Linked DNA regions of Homo sapiens: all the other regions are linked to region 3. A link is a contact called in ENCODE Hi-C or POLR2A ChIA-PET data. All regions are on one chromosome and are shown on one strand. The core of a region is the stretch at or near the end of the contact, and the rest is flanking DNA. Distances in the headings are between cores, read along the strand shown.

Region 1 (4,291 bases), core at 1,688-4,187, 4.4 Mb after region 3:
TAATGCTGATCCCATAGTGAGTATGAGGATGTACTATCTTTTAATTGTTTTGTGGAAAGAAATAAAGCTTCTGTGAACAGAGGTTCTTATTATATGGAGGTTTTTCTCTGCCTACAAAGTGACTAGAATGTTACTAGGCATATGATAGGCAGGTAGCAAATAGCCTTTGAATAGAGCTAATAGGTGGAACTGAACACAACCCTAGACTGCCGTCTCCATAGGTCAGGGTCAGGTTTATTTAAACAAAGACCTGAGATTTTCAGGTAAGCCAAAGGTGGCAATAGGGTAGGAAATATTTTGAAATAATGTGATCAAGAGATAGAATCAGATGGCTTATCAACACTATTAAAATAATTAGTCCGAAGTTGGTTTCAAAGGATAGCTTTAGTCAAATTACGAACTTCTTATCTTCTTTGAGAGTGGTGGTGAGCTGGAGAGAGTGAGGCAGTGGCTGTGTGGGAAGTCTCTGGGAAGATTAGGGTAAACCACAGTGGGACTTAGGGCGAGGAAGAAAACACCAGTGGTCGTTTGGGTGGTAAGCAGTTTTGAAATGTACCAGACCAGATATAAACAGTGATTAATTTGTAATAGTGAGCCCCTAGCTAGGTACGGAAGTTGTATAAGCAGCACTTTTAATTTAATGAACAAGCTACTTCCTCCCACTACATTTAGCTGAAGTATTATCCTTAAATTTTTATAAATAACATAAGAAAAAAAATCTTCCAGAATTTTAACCACTTATCAGAGTCCTGGGTATATTCAAGGATTATGGTATTCTACTTTCTACTATTCTCTATTAGCGCCAAATTTGGCTATTTTTCAGACTGATGAGAGAAATTAGAATTTGGATATACCTATGTTTAGATGCCTAAGAATCTTTTCCACCAAATCTATTCACTCTGATTCAGGACTGGTAGAAGTTTGTATGAAAGTTATTATTATTATTTTTTTTCTCCAGGAAGACAACAGAAAGTGACAACAGCCAAATAACTTTAAATCTGTTCGTTCTGATCAGTTACAACTTAGAAGCTTGATTATTTTATTATTTATCACTCATTAAATACTTTGGCTCTCCTTTATTAAATGTTAAATCATCGTAAGTGGTAAAGTTCTTGCTATTTCTCTGAAATGGCAAAGTGTAAGGGAAAAGAGAAAGTGGCCCATTTCCTTGTTAATATGGCATTCAAACAGAACACAGTGAGCTCAACAGACAGGTCAGCTGGCTGCTGTACAGTTATTCATAACAGAGGACTCTGTACAATTATTCATAACACAAGAGCCGTCATTAGGGAGAAAATGCCTCCTTATAGCACCACTGAGACTGCAAGGCAGGAATTCCCTTTTTCCGTAGGGCACGGTTGGCGTGTGCATTTGAAAATGCTTAAATATGCTCCTTGCTCCCTTCTCTCATCCAATGACAGGACTGATGTGTTGTCAAGAGTGGTGCTGCCATAGCAAGGGTCCACTGGCTTTCCAAAGGACCTCACTTGCAATGGTCACTGCCCATGTTGGTCTTCTCTCCATCGCTACCAAGACTGTTGGAAGCTATGTTCATAAGATGGTTACTGGGGAAGCCTCAACACATTAGGATAAGGGACCATTACACTAAACAAAATTCTGCAATTAAGCCACCTTTAAGGTATCTCGTTGACCATGAATCTGAACCTCTTTTTTCTTTATTTTCAAAAGCAATATGTATTTCTACAACATTAGAAGTCCAACTTTTCTTCCAGTTCAACCATTGAGGGTCATCTTCAGCTCCACAAGACGACAAACTCCATGAGAGCAGGCCCATGATGTGACTTGGTTACCGCTGTATCCCCAGCACCTTGCAGAGTGGATGGCATCTGGTGGGCACTCAATATTCGTTAATGAGTGCTAAATGAATGGAGTGCTATCACTAAGCATGTTTGATTGCTAATGGATATTTTACACACAGAAGAAATTTAGCATCCGCTGTGCAAAATGAGACAATACAACGAGGACAAATTAAAATCTTTCCTCTTACCTTTTCTTTACTGCTTCGAATTATCTGAATTTTAGGGCACTTTTTTGCTCCAGACGAAATATCCAGCCAGTTTTCTAAGTTCTCTGAATGTACACAATCTCCTTGAAAAGTGCACCTAAAAAAACGAGGCAACAAAACAGCGACCCCATACGTGTGTTAGTTAAAACAGCGACCCCATACGTGCATTAGTTAAAACTTTCTTATACTTGGCTTCAGTACAAAATGCCAGACCTTGTACAGTGGATTATTGATTTGAGCGAGAATAGGAACATGATGCTAAAACCATGAAAAGCAACAAGAAAACAGCAGAGCATTTTTTTCCATCATGTCTAGGAGCAAAGAACAAATGTAGACAACATGGTGAACTTCGACTCCTGAGCCATCTCTCAAGATGACATCGCCAAATATATCTGAAACACATCCTCCCATGGATTCTGAAATAGGGAGCTCCCTTTTAGAAATGCCTAGCAAAGAACAGCTCAAGGAAGAGTTCACATATTGTATAAATTTTAGGTTTGCTATTCATTCTCAGAATATCAACCTATTGTGTAACTTGATTTTGTTTAAAAATAATAACAAAGTTACTATTTTGTGCTTTGCAGTATGATAATTAAATAGAAAAATTTCAAGGGCAGAGTCTGCCTAAGAATTTGATAAGACATTCCATAACCATCTGCTACATACCATTTATTTAGACAGATACCAAATTATATCAAAAGATATAGGTGAAACATTTTTCCAGGGCCATTTTCCCAAGTCAGCCAGCTCAGAGGCTGACCCAGATAAGTCTTAAGCTGTGGCCAGGGCCAACTACTTTGATAAAGAGATGCTCAGAAGCTGAGTGGTGAGATCACTGGCTTGCTTGATGTGTCAGTCACTCTAGGTCACACTAACTTGGGAACCCTTGCCTCACCAGACGGGGCACCAACCTGGCAAGAAGAACAAATACCAACAGCACGTTATCGCCAAAGGGTGTTGGACTCCACAGATATTCCATTGAATAGCATCAAGGAAAGAACGAAATATTTCTAGTACTACACCTCCTCAAGGCTGAAGATTAAAATGCAGGGGTGGTAAACCAGTGATGGTGAATTTTTAAAAGAAACTGAAAACACATGAATCATGAGATTGAAAAGCAACCAAATGATGACCACATTCAGCTACGGGGAGTCCCGGAGGGGATCCGAGCGGAATGAGGAATGGATGGGCCCAAACAGTGTATTTGGCTTCCTAAAGGTTTTATTTTTTCTCCTTTCTCTACTCTCTCTCTCTTTCAATTCTTAAGAATTTAGGCCTCATGGCTTCATCTTTGAGCTCTGTGTTAATTTGAATATGGCAAAAATAGAACAGGAAGTCAGTGAGTTTCACTAAACGTCATCCCCAAGCACAATACCTTTAGCATGTCACCGGCTTCTGACATTTGGGGAACCCTGCTCCCAATAAGCACATCTGTGTTCCACCTCCCACTACATCTGTGTCAGTTTCTTCTCCAACATTATAACCATGGGGATTTTCATCGGCAATTCTCCAAAGCCATAAATTTATCTGACCCTTGATGGCTAGCTCATCCGTCAAAGACATTAAGTTCAAATTAAACCGCCTGTCAATGTCAGAGAGAGTTTGCAACGGAGAGACAAGCACTGCTGGATTGAAAAACAGAATGACGAAGCTGGTTCTTTCGGTTGTATCTGAAATAGATCATGACTGTCAAAAACTCCCTGCCTCTCATGGGCACTCCGGTTTGTGTAAGGCACTTCCTCTGCCTATAAGAAAAAAAAAAATAAGCCAATTCCGAAGAGACTGGAGTACAAATATTTTTGTTGGCTCTTAATGCTGCCTGGGAGTCAAAGCCTAAGGCTGCCAAAAAAACAAGTGTAAAATATTTCATACAAATAGTGCTACAATTTGCCAATTTGTAGGCAGAAAACAGTAGTGCCACTGAGTTATCACTCCCTTTTCTGAACTCCTATAGCATTTCTTGTCAGAAGTACATATTTCGGTATTTAATCATATGCTGCCTCGAATTACAACTTAACTATTTCATAAGTCTATCTCAGTTCTCCCCAAGTAAGCTCTAAGCTCCTCAAAGAAGGGAGAAGGTCTTTAATATTTCTTTAGCAAATCCCTCAGTGTCTGGCAGCATGATATGCAAATACTAGGGTTTCAATAAATATTTTTGAATGAAAGGATGAAATATGAAATCTCTATAGGTCTTTTCTGTTGCTGATTTTTCTTTCTAGAGTTTTAATTCATGTCTGACTCCTCCTCATGCCAAAGAGACTA
Region 2 (4,703 bases), core at 141-2,640, 3.5 Mb after region 3:
CTCATTCCCAGCAAACGTTTGTTTTTCCTTCCTTGGATTTCTGCCCTGAGTTTGTGGCTGCTTTCCTACAGTGCCGACCTAAGCTAGATAAAATAGAAATTTCATGACAAAACAAAGGAGATTTAAAAAAAAACTAGAAATTTCAAGAATGCTTCAAAATCTAAAGCGCAGAGTACTTTGCACACAGGGCAGTTATTCCTGCCACACCTTGCCACTACAGGTGGCCACTGTCAGAATGCGATGTTCCACCAATGTCTCTTCATTTCACAATTTGAAAAATTTTTTTTGTGGAGGCAGGGTTTTGTTATCTTGCCCAAGCCGGTCTCCAACTGCTGGCCCCAAGTGATCTTTCCTTGGCCTCCCAGCAGCCACTTGCCTGGCTTTCATTTCATACATCATTATTGAATAGCAGGCATTGTCCTATGTGCTTGGTAATACATCACTGAGCAAAACAGACAAAAAACGGCCATTGAGGATAATCCTCAATATATAATAATATATATATTATAGAGAGGATGTGGAATATACATATATATGTGTGTGTGTATATATAGAGAGAGAGAGAAAGACTCATTGTGTCACCCAGGCTGGAGTGCGGTGGTGTGATCTTGGCTCACTGCCGTCTTGACTCAGGTGATCCTCCCACCTCAGCCTCCAAGTAATTGGGACGACAGGCACGCGCCACCAGGACTGGCTAATTTTTTTGTAGAGACGGGTTTTCGCCATGTTGGCCAGGCTGGCCTCAAACAACCGGGCTCAAGTGATCCGTCCGCCTCGGCCTCCCAACTTGCTGGGATTACAGGCGTGAGCTACCGTGCCCAGTCTCTAGTGATTATATTCTTGCCCTGTTTAGCCATTATGTCTCTTTACTCACAACAGTTTATAAGTGAAACTTTGCCTTACCATTTGCATGAGTCGGCCTCAGCTTGTCATTATATATAAAGCTTACTAATGTAAATGACGAGTTAATGGGTGCAGCACACCAACATGGCACATGTATACATATGTAACGAACCTGCACGTTGTGTACATGTACTCTAGAACTTAAAGTGTAATACAAAAAAAAAAAAGTTTAAATATGATTGGACTCTACCCCAGAGCCCAGTTTTCCAGAAATTAGAAACAGATATGCCTAAGACCCAGAGGGTTATTTATTACTCAAATCTAAAACGTTGACTCAAAACCTCCCCTAATGCCCACCTTTGGCAAACGATGCTTAAACCTTTGCACGTGGCTTCAAAAATTACCTGGCTGGGAACGCGTAGCTCTGGCGGGGCACTCTGCCTCCAAGCCAAAAGGGGGCAGTGGACTCACAGAGCCGCTGCTCGGCCCTCCGATCCCTCCACCCCACCCTGGGAACGTCACGACCTCCTCTCGCCGCTTCTCCCCGTTGCTAATGCGCAGGCGCTGGCGGGATAGCGCGCCGCCGAGCCGAGAAAGAGGTCACGAACTCTGACCCCCCAGAAATACCCAAACACAGAAAGCTCTCTCCGCCGTGAATCTCGATCCCACATCCCGTCGGCTTTCTTCAACCTCTCTTCCCGGAGCGCCCCCCAATCCACGAGTGGCAGCCGCGGGACTGTCGCGTCGGCGCCCGACGCCGGAGTCAGCAGGGCGCAAAAGCGCCGGTAAGAAACGCTGGGTGGGGACACCAGCGACCGCGTCGGGGGCGGGGGCCAGGGGGTGCCCTTCACCCCAACCGCCAACGGACGCGGTCCCAGCGCATCCCCCGGCCGGCGTCCTGCGGCCAGCGGAGCCGTTCAGTTTGGGAGCGCCGCTTGGGGCTGCTCGACTTCGGCTGGGAGCGCGGAGCTGCGGCGCCAAATGCGCGGGGCCCCGGGAGAGGCGGGGGCGACAGGGGCGGCGGGACGCGGGGCCGGACGGCGAGCGGCTTGGAGCACACAACCCCCTTTCCAGCTGCGCTTACCGCAGCGCCTCTGACCTTTAACCTGCAGGGAAAGCTTCCGCGGCGCTGCAGCTTTCCCCGCCCGGGAGAGCCGCGCGCAGCGCCGGGGCTTCCAGGGCGCACGGCTAACGCCGGCACGAGTGAGACGTGGGAGAGGCCGACCCTCGGCTAGTGGCCGCAAGTCCCGGCCTGCATCCCGTCACTAACTCCCGTGCTTTCACGGGACGGACAGAATGACTCCCCCCACTTTCACTTTTCTCTCACGGCAAATCTGGCCAGGGTCGTCGCTGCCTGTGGGCCTGGATCTTTTCAGAAGAAATGGAACGGCCCCAGGGTTCTCACTGCAGGGGGCATGTCCAAGCTTCCGATAGATAGCTCTTTTGTTAAGAAATAATTCTTCCAACTCGGGCAGATACCATTTTTGTGCAGTACGAATGTTGCCAGGTTGTCCCATAATCTTCAGTAAGTAGGTCAGCCTTTAAAAAAGTAACCGGAAAGCAAAAGCAGAAAGACCTAAAATTACGGCCTTTAGGGTTTAGTACCGCTAGAATTTGTAAATGGACCTTCGATTTTGAGCTTTTTTGAACCATTTCTGCTGTGTGGTTGGTGATACTCGATTTTTTTTTCTTTTTTTTTTTTTTTTTTTGAGAGGGAGAGGGAGTCTCACTGTCGCCAAGCTGGAGTGCGGTGGCGCGATCTCGGCTCACTGCAACCTCCGCCTCCAGGTTCAAGCGATTCTCCTGTCTCAGCCTCCCGAGTAGCTGGGATTACAGACACGAGCCACCACACCCAGCTAGTTTTTTTGTTTTTGTTTTTGTTTTTGTTTTTTGTATTTTTAGTAGAGGTGGGGTTTCACTATGTTGGCCAGGATGGTCTTGATACTCTGACCTCGTGATGTACCCGCCTCTGATCCACCCGCCTCGGCCTCCCAAAGTACTGGGATTACAGGCGTGAGCCACCGCGCCCGGCCGATGATTGTTTTTAAACTTTGCTTTAAGTCCAGTTAGTATATCTGAAAAAGCGATGTGTATTTCTATCATTAAAAGTGGGTCGCGGCTGGGCGCGGTGGCTCACACCTGTAATCCCAGCACTTTGGGAGGCTGAGGTGGGCGGATCATCTGAAGTCGGGAGTTCGAGACCAGCCTGACCAACATGGAGAAACCCCGTTTCTACTAAAAATACAAAATTAGTCGGGCGTGGTGGCGCACACCTGTAATCCCAGCAACTCCGGAGGCCGAGGCAGGAGAATTGCTTGAACCCGGGAGGCGGAGGTTGCAGTGAGCTGAGATCGCGCCATTGCACTCCAGCCTGGGCAAGAAGAGCGAAACTCCGTCTCAAAAAAAAAAAAAAAAGTGGGTTTTATGAAATGTTGCTAATCTTAGTTTTTCAAGGGGCATGTTAGTTTCTTCTAGGAAAGGTTTTTTTGTTTTGTTTTATAGAAATGGTGGGGGGCCTCATTTTGTTATCCAGACAGATCTCTGGCCTCAAGCTATCCTCCTGCCTCAGCCTGTTGAGTAGCTGGAATTACAGGCACCGCATCTTAAGGAAGGATTTTGAGGGAGCAAACATCCCCAAACACACACCGTCTGTGTGTCTGCCACACAATGTATAATCCCTACTCTTGGGGAATAAAAACAAAACAGCATACAATAAATAATAGTATAAATATAATTCGTTGCCGTTTTTCAGTGACAAGACCATCTACAGCCTCTTGAAGTCTTTTATGAACTTGTCTAGAAAAATGCACCTTTAGATAAAATTTTACAGACAGTATTAGGAGTTAACAGAAATCTATTTCTGAATCCTAGCTAACAACCTTAGTCTACAAAATAATTGTTCGACCCTTCAAGAAAGACTGGGTAAAAAACTATTTGAATCAAAATTTTTTTTTTTTTTTTTTGAGACGGAGTTTTGCCCTTGTTTCCCAAGCTGGAGTGCAATGGCACGATCTCGGCTCACTGCAGCCTCCACCTCCCAGGTTCAAGCGATTCTCTTGCCTCAGCCTCCTGCATAGCTGGGATCACAGGCGCCGTCCACCACACCCGGCTAAATTTTTGTATTTTTCGTAGAGATGGGGTTTCACCATGTTGGCCAGGCTGGTCTTGGACTCTTGACCTCAGGTGATCCACGTGCCTTGGCCTCCCAAAGTGCTGGGATTACAGGCGTGAGCCATCGCCCCTGGCTTGAACCAAATCTTAAAAGTCAGGTGGAATTTAAATGAGGGAGAAAGTAGGAATATGTTGGGGGAATAAAGAACATCGTAGTTTGACCTGAACAGAGGCCCCTCTTGGGAGTGATAGGAAATGAGAATAGGGGGAAGTCGGATTATAAAAGAACTCTCCATTGTGGTGTTCACAGTGCCAGGCACCTTGTGAATGCATAATAAATATTGAATGAATACCAAGGGAAGGGGTTAAAACTTTGTTCCCTTGCCATTAAAGCAGCACTGATGGTCTGAAGCTGGAGAATAAGGATAAGTCGTTCTGTGAATGCCTGGCCCCTAGTAAGCATTCAACAAGTGATTTGTTGAATGGAAGAAAATTGAATAAATTTTTGAGCCAGTCAATATGAACATTTTTAAGGCTCTTGGTATACATTGGCAAATTACTTTTCTAGGAAGGTTAAAACAGTCTAACCTTCCACCAACAGTGTATAAAGAATGTGTGTGTTGGCTAGGTGTGGTGGCTCATACCTGTAATCCCCACACTTTGTGAGGCTGAGGTGGGCGGATCACTTGAGATCAAGAATTCGAGACCAGCCTGGCCAACATGGTGAAACCCTTTCTCTACTAAAAATA
Region 3 (4,414 bases), core at 205-2,704:
GTAAGAGCACACTTCAGAGTACAAACGAAACTCAGAAAGATCACTCGACATGTAAAAGGCTTGCAAACAACTTCAAAGTTTATCCCAGCCACTAACCAATACTATCCCCACTTAAGAACTCCTGTAACATAAAAACGGATACGCACAAATTCCTGCAGTCAAATACATTTAATACACAAATAATGTTAGCTTTAACTTTTAAACTGAACGACAGATAGTGTAAATAAGGACTCTATCCATACTAAAGACAACAGAAGCACATGAATGATTTAAAGAAAAAAATCTTTCGATTTTACAGGCACAAGGTAGATAACATTCTTAGGACTCCTACAATTCGGTTTTCAGGTTTCTCTGTATGTACATACTTCACTAGGATTTAAAACACACACAACTAAGTTAAAGCTGGGCCCAACCACCAAGAATCCCAAGAGATAATCACACCAAAGGGACGCCCACCAATTATCTCCTTTCTATTGCCTATGTAGGGCTGCAAGCTGCCTCCTCCAGTCGCACGAAAACAGGACATCTAGTTATCTCATATACAATTAAGTGCAAAAATGACTGACCTGGCGTCGACAAATATAAAACTTAGGAAAGGACTATTTTTAAGAAAACTAAGGGCAAATCAAAGGACAGGTAATATAGTTAGTAGAACTGTGGGTGGTCAGTAGTTTCGGGAGGAGAGTTTACCCAGTACTTAGTTTGCTGACCAAGCGAGCTCACGGCGGAGAAAGAGCTAGTCACGGCCTCTCTTCCCTCGGGCACACGGAGGTCACGAAGGGACACAGGGCCTCAGCGCTTCCACGCCCTTGAGGGAAGGCCAAGGATCTGACACCCGCCTATGGTGGAAAAGGCCGATACCCCAGGGCAAGCAACTGGGCGCCGTCCTACGGTGCAGCGGGCTGGACTCGTCCTTCCCTGTCCTCCAAGCCGGGTCCAGGCCTCAAAGGCTGGGCGGCCCACAAGTAGACCACACGACTGTATTGGGCAGGGTCTGATCTCACCTTCCACGGCGGCGGCTGCCAGGTTGCGAGGGCGGCGGGGCTGGCCCGTGGGCCCTGGGGAGCTGCTGCGGAGGTCCCCGAGACCATCGTGCACCAGCTGCAGATGTGGCGTGTTGAAGGGGTTCGCCCGCGCCAGGTGCGCCACGGACGAGAACATCTTTCTAGGGGAGGAGGGAGCGACGGTTAGAGGACAGGCAAGGCGCCGGTTAACGTTACCGGCGCCCTGGAACCCCAACCGGGGCCTTTTCCTTCCCGTCTCCACGCCCTTGAAGAGGTCACGGCGGCCTTCGAAAGAGGCTGCTCCCGGCTGGGCCCACCGCCAAAGCAGCGGCCCCACAGGAGCTCTGGGCTCCGCTCCCCACACCCGCCACAGGAGAAGGCCCGGCCACACTCACTCCCTAAGATGGCGATCACACAACCACTCCCTTGGAAAGGTTGCGGCTCACAGAGGCCGGACGTCCTCCGGGTCCTAAGATGTGTGCCCTTCGCGCGTCGTCGGCGTGACGCACACAGCGCGCCACTGCAAGTACGCGTCGCCCATTGGTGGAGAAGAGCGCCGAGCCCGTAGCGTCATCGCGTTCTCCTAGCAACCTTATTCCCGCCCCTGCCCGCCCCAGCTCTTCCGCCCGGCTTGTGCGCGGGAGGATTCGTTCTGCGCAGGCGCGCGTTCCGGGTCTATATTTTTTGAGAGGGGTCGGGCTCGAGCTCTTACCCTGCTCGCTTTGTCCCTTCACCTTCAGGTGTCTCTCCTTGACCACGGGCTTCAGTTCGCTTCACTTAAGTGAATCACAGTATCTAGTAGTCACTTAAAAAACAAAACAAAACGCGAATGCTTGATAATATATTTAGGTGTTGGAGTTACAACATCACTGCAGTACTTTGTGTCACAACTTCTGCCATTACAGTACTTTTTAAAATAAGTTCCATCCATTGACATTAAACATAGGTATGTCTGTATTTTTCATCAGACTCCTGGAGAATATTTTAAAAAGAAATGTGCAGCAAGAAGTCTTACGACAGCTTGCCGCGTTATCACAGTAATCTACAGAACACGTTGAAACATTGAACTCCTGAGATGTTACAGCGATGAACTACTGAAAGTGACTGATAGCAGATTGTGCGTGTGTGTGGTTAATACATTTAGGAAGCTTTCATTAGATTCAGCTCAACAGGGAGGGGCGTAGTTTAGTTGGGGAGAGTTTAATAGGGATTCAACCTGTTAGACTTCTGACTCTTATATTTTCCAAGCTCTTGACAAAGTAACCTTGGGAATTTACTTCATCTCTGTGTACCTGTTCCCTAGATGTAAGATAGGGGTGGGACTGGCCTCATAGGTTCACACTGGTACAGTCACACATGGCCTTACACTTCATTTAATGCTCTGCTGTCATTTTGATTTTTTTTTTTTTTCTTTTGAGATGGAGTCTTGCTCTGTCGCCCAGGCTGGAGTGCAGTGGGGCGATCTCAGCTCACCGCAACCTCCGCCTCCCGGGTTCAAGCGATTCTCCTGTCTCAGCCCCCGGAGTAGCTGGGACTACAGGCGTGCACAACCACGCCCGGCTAAGTTTTCTATTTTTAGTAGAGACAGAGTTTCGTCACGTTGGCCAGTCTGGTCTCGAACTCCTGAGCTCAGGTGATCCGCCCACCTCGGCCTCCCAATGTGCTGGGATTACAGGCCTGAGCCACCATGCCCGGCTTGAAATTCTTAATACATGTATGAACAAGGGGCCACGCTTTTTTTAGTTTGCACTGGACCCTGCAAATCAGGTGTCTGGTTCTGGATGGGAGTAATACTTACCTTGCAGAGTCTATGAGAACTCAATGAGATAATGTCTAAAAGTCTACAGAAGATGTTACCTAAAAAAAGTTAGCATTGGCCGGGCGAGGTGGCTCACGCCTGTAATCCCAGCACTTTGGGAGGCCGAGGCGGGCAGATCACGGGGTCAGGAGATCGAGACCATCCTGGCTAACACGGTGAAACCCCGTCTCTACTAAAAATACAAAAAATTAGCCGGGCGAGGTGGCGGGCGCCTGTAGTCCCAGCTACTGAGGAGACTGAGGCAGGAGAATGGCGTGAACCCAGGAGGCAGAGCTTGCAGTGAGCCGAGATCATGCCACTGCACTCCAGCCTGGGCGACAGAGCAAGACTCCGTCTCAAAAAAAAAAAAAAACAAAAAAACAAAAGTTAGCATTGAGGCTGCGGCATCACGGCACTCTCTAAGCAACCCTATCCCAGACCCAGCCCTTCTGGCCCAACTAAAGTCCTACAGTCCCAGGAAGAATTCCAGAGTGGAGGGCACAGGAAGGGAAGTAGTGACAGATAAAGTTAAAAAAGTACACTAGCACCTGATTGTCCAGGGCCTCACATACCAGACTGAGGAGTCTGATCTTATGTAGACAGAGGTAGTCACTGAAGGGTCTGGACTTTCTCTCTCTCTTTTTTGGTTAATTCAACTTTATGGTGCTTTTCTAATTTAAAAATCCTTTGTCATGAAAAAGTCAAATATTATGTAAAAATATATGACTGTAGTGAATCTTCCTATTCCCTTCCCCCAGCACCGGGTAATACCGTGACCCTTTGCTGCACATTTTTTCAGCTGGAACAGCTGGTACCCTTCACCATGGGGCTGCACATGCTCGTGGCCCAGAACTCACAGAAGTTGATCTAGAAGATACAGTGGTAACTGAAGGAGCTGCAGGCCCAGCTCCTACCCCATGTGGGAGCTGGTGACCTTCAGAATGTAATGACTGTTGCTCCACTTCTGCCTTCCAAACTGCACACATTTCTCTTATAGCTAGCCCTAACCCAAAACTATGCAGGGAAAGGAATCTAGGAAATGTGGTTCTAGCCTAGCTAAGTTGACATGGTAAAAAAAACACCACTGGGCTTTGCAGGCACCGCTGCTGCCAGGAGCCCTGTGCTATCAGCCATGGTCAACCCCACCGTGTTCTTTGACACGGAGCCCTTGGGCCGCATCTCCTTTGAGCTGTTTGCAGACAAGTTTCCAAAGACAGCAGGAAACTTTCATGCTCTGAGCACTGGAGAGAAAGGATTTGGCTATAAGGGTTCCTGCTTTCACAGAATTGTTCCAGGGTTTATGTGTCAGGGTGGAGACTTCACATGCCATGATGGCACTGGTGGCAAGTCCATCTACAGGGAGAAATTTGATGACAAGAACTTCATCCGGAAGCATACAGTTTCTGGCATCTTGTCCATGGCAAATGCTGGACCCAACGCAAACAGTTCCCAGTTTTTCATCTGTGCTGCCAAGACTGAGTGGTTGGATGGCAAGCATGTGGTCTTCAGCAAGGTGAAAGAAGGCATGAATATTGTGGAGACCATGGAGTGCTTTGGGTCCAGGAATGGCAAGACCAGTAAGAAGATCACCATTGCTGACTGTGGGCAACTC

The links. Hi-C counts contacts between places; a loop is a spot of excess contacts on that map. ChIA-PET counts read pairs that join two places held with the same protein, here RNA polymerase II (POLR2A). Pooled maps may share reads with other maps.
Region 1: a loop to region 3 is called in a map with no recorded cell type, with 7 times the contacts of the local background. The contact joins the enhancer-like site here to the promoter of SLC25A3 in region 3. A Hi-C loop is called at or near these places in 1 of 37 single-sample maps with no recorded cell type and 3 of 50 pooled maps. POLR2A ChIA-PET finds 5 or more read pairs at or near these places in 1 of 52 experiments (naive thymus-derived CD8-positive, alpha-beta T cell).
Region 2: a pooled map shows a loop between it and region 3 (13-fold over the local background). The contact joins the promoter of NR2C1 here to the promoter of SLC25A3 in region 3. A Hi-C loop is called at or near these places in 6 of 50 pooled maps.

Annotation. Positions count from the first base shown.
Region 1 is chr12:94,207,422-94,211,712 of GRCh38, reverse strand. PLXNC1 (plexin C1) reads right to left here. Exons shown (of 31, transcript NM_005761.3): 5 at 2,009-2,123. Among named protein-coding and RNA genes, the nearest start is that of PLXNC1-AS1, 33 kb to the right of the region's middle. RefSeq lists enhancers at 3,005-3,264, 3,915-3,984. Within about 2 kb of position 2,937, at least 12 of the 41 ENCODE cell types and tissues checked have a DNase peak (open chromatin) inside an H3K27ac peak, as active enhancers do.
Region 2 is chr12:95,070,305-95,075,007 of GRCh38, reverse strand. It overlaps NR2C1 (nuclear receptor subfamily 2 group C member 1), which reads left to right and starts at 1,390. Exons shown (of 14, transcript NM_003297.4): 1 at 1,390-1,628. RefSeq lists enhancers at 1,293-1,612, 1,303-1,803 and a silencer at 1,693-1,972.
Region 3 is chr12:98,590,726-98,595,139 of GRCh38, reverse strand. It overlaps SLC25A3 (solute carrier family 25 member 3), which reads right to left and starts at 1,454. Exons shown (of 8, transcript NM_002635.4): 1 at 1,400-1,454; 2 at 1,005-1,165. The coding sequence starts at 1,161. It also overlaps the pseudogene PPIAP8. RefSeq lists enhancers at 415-1,039, 1,363-1,462, 1,040-1,664, 1,713-1,932.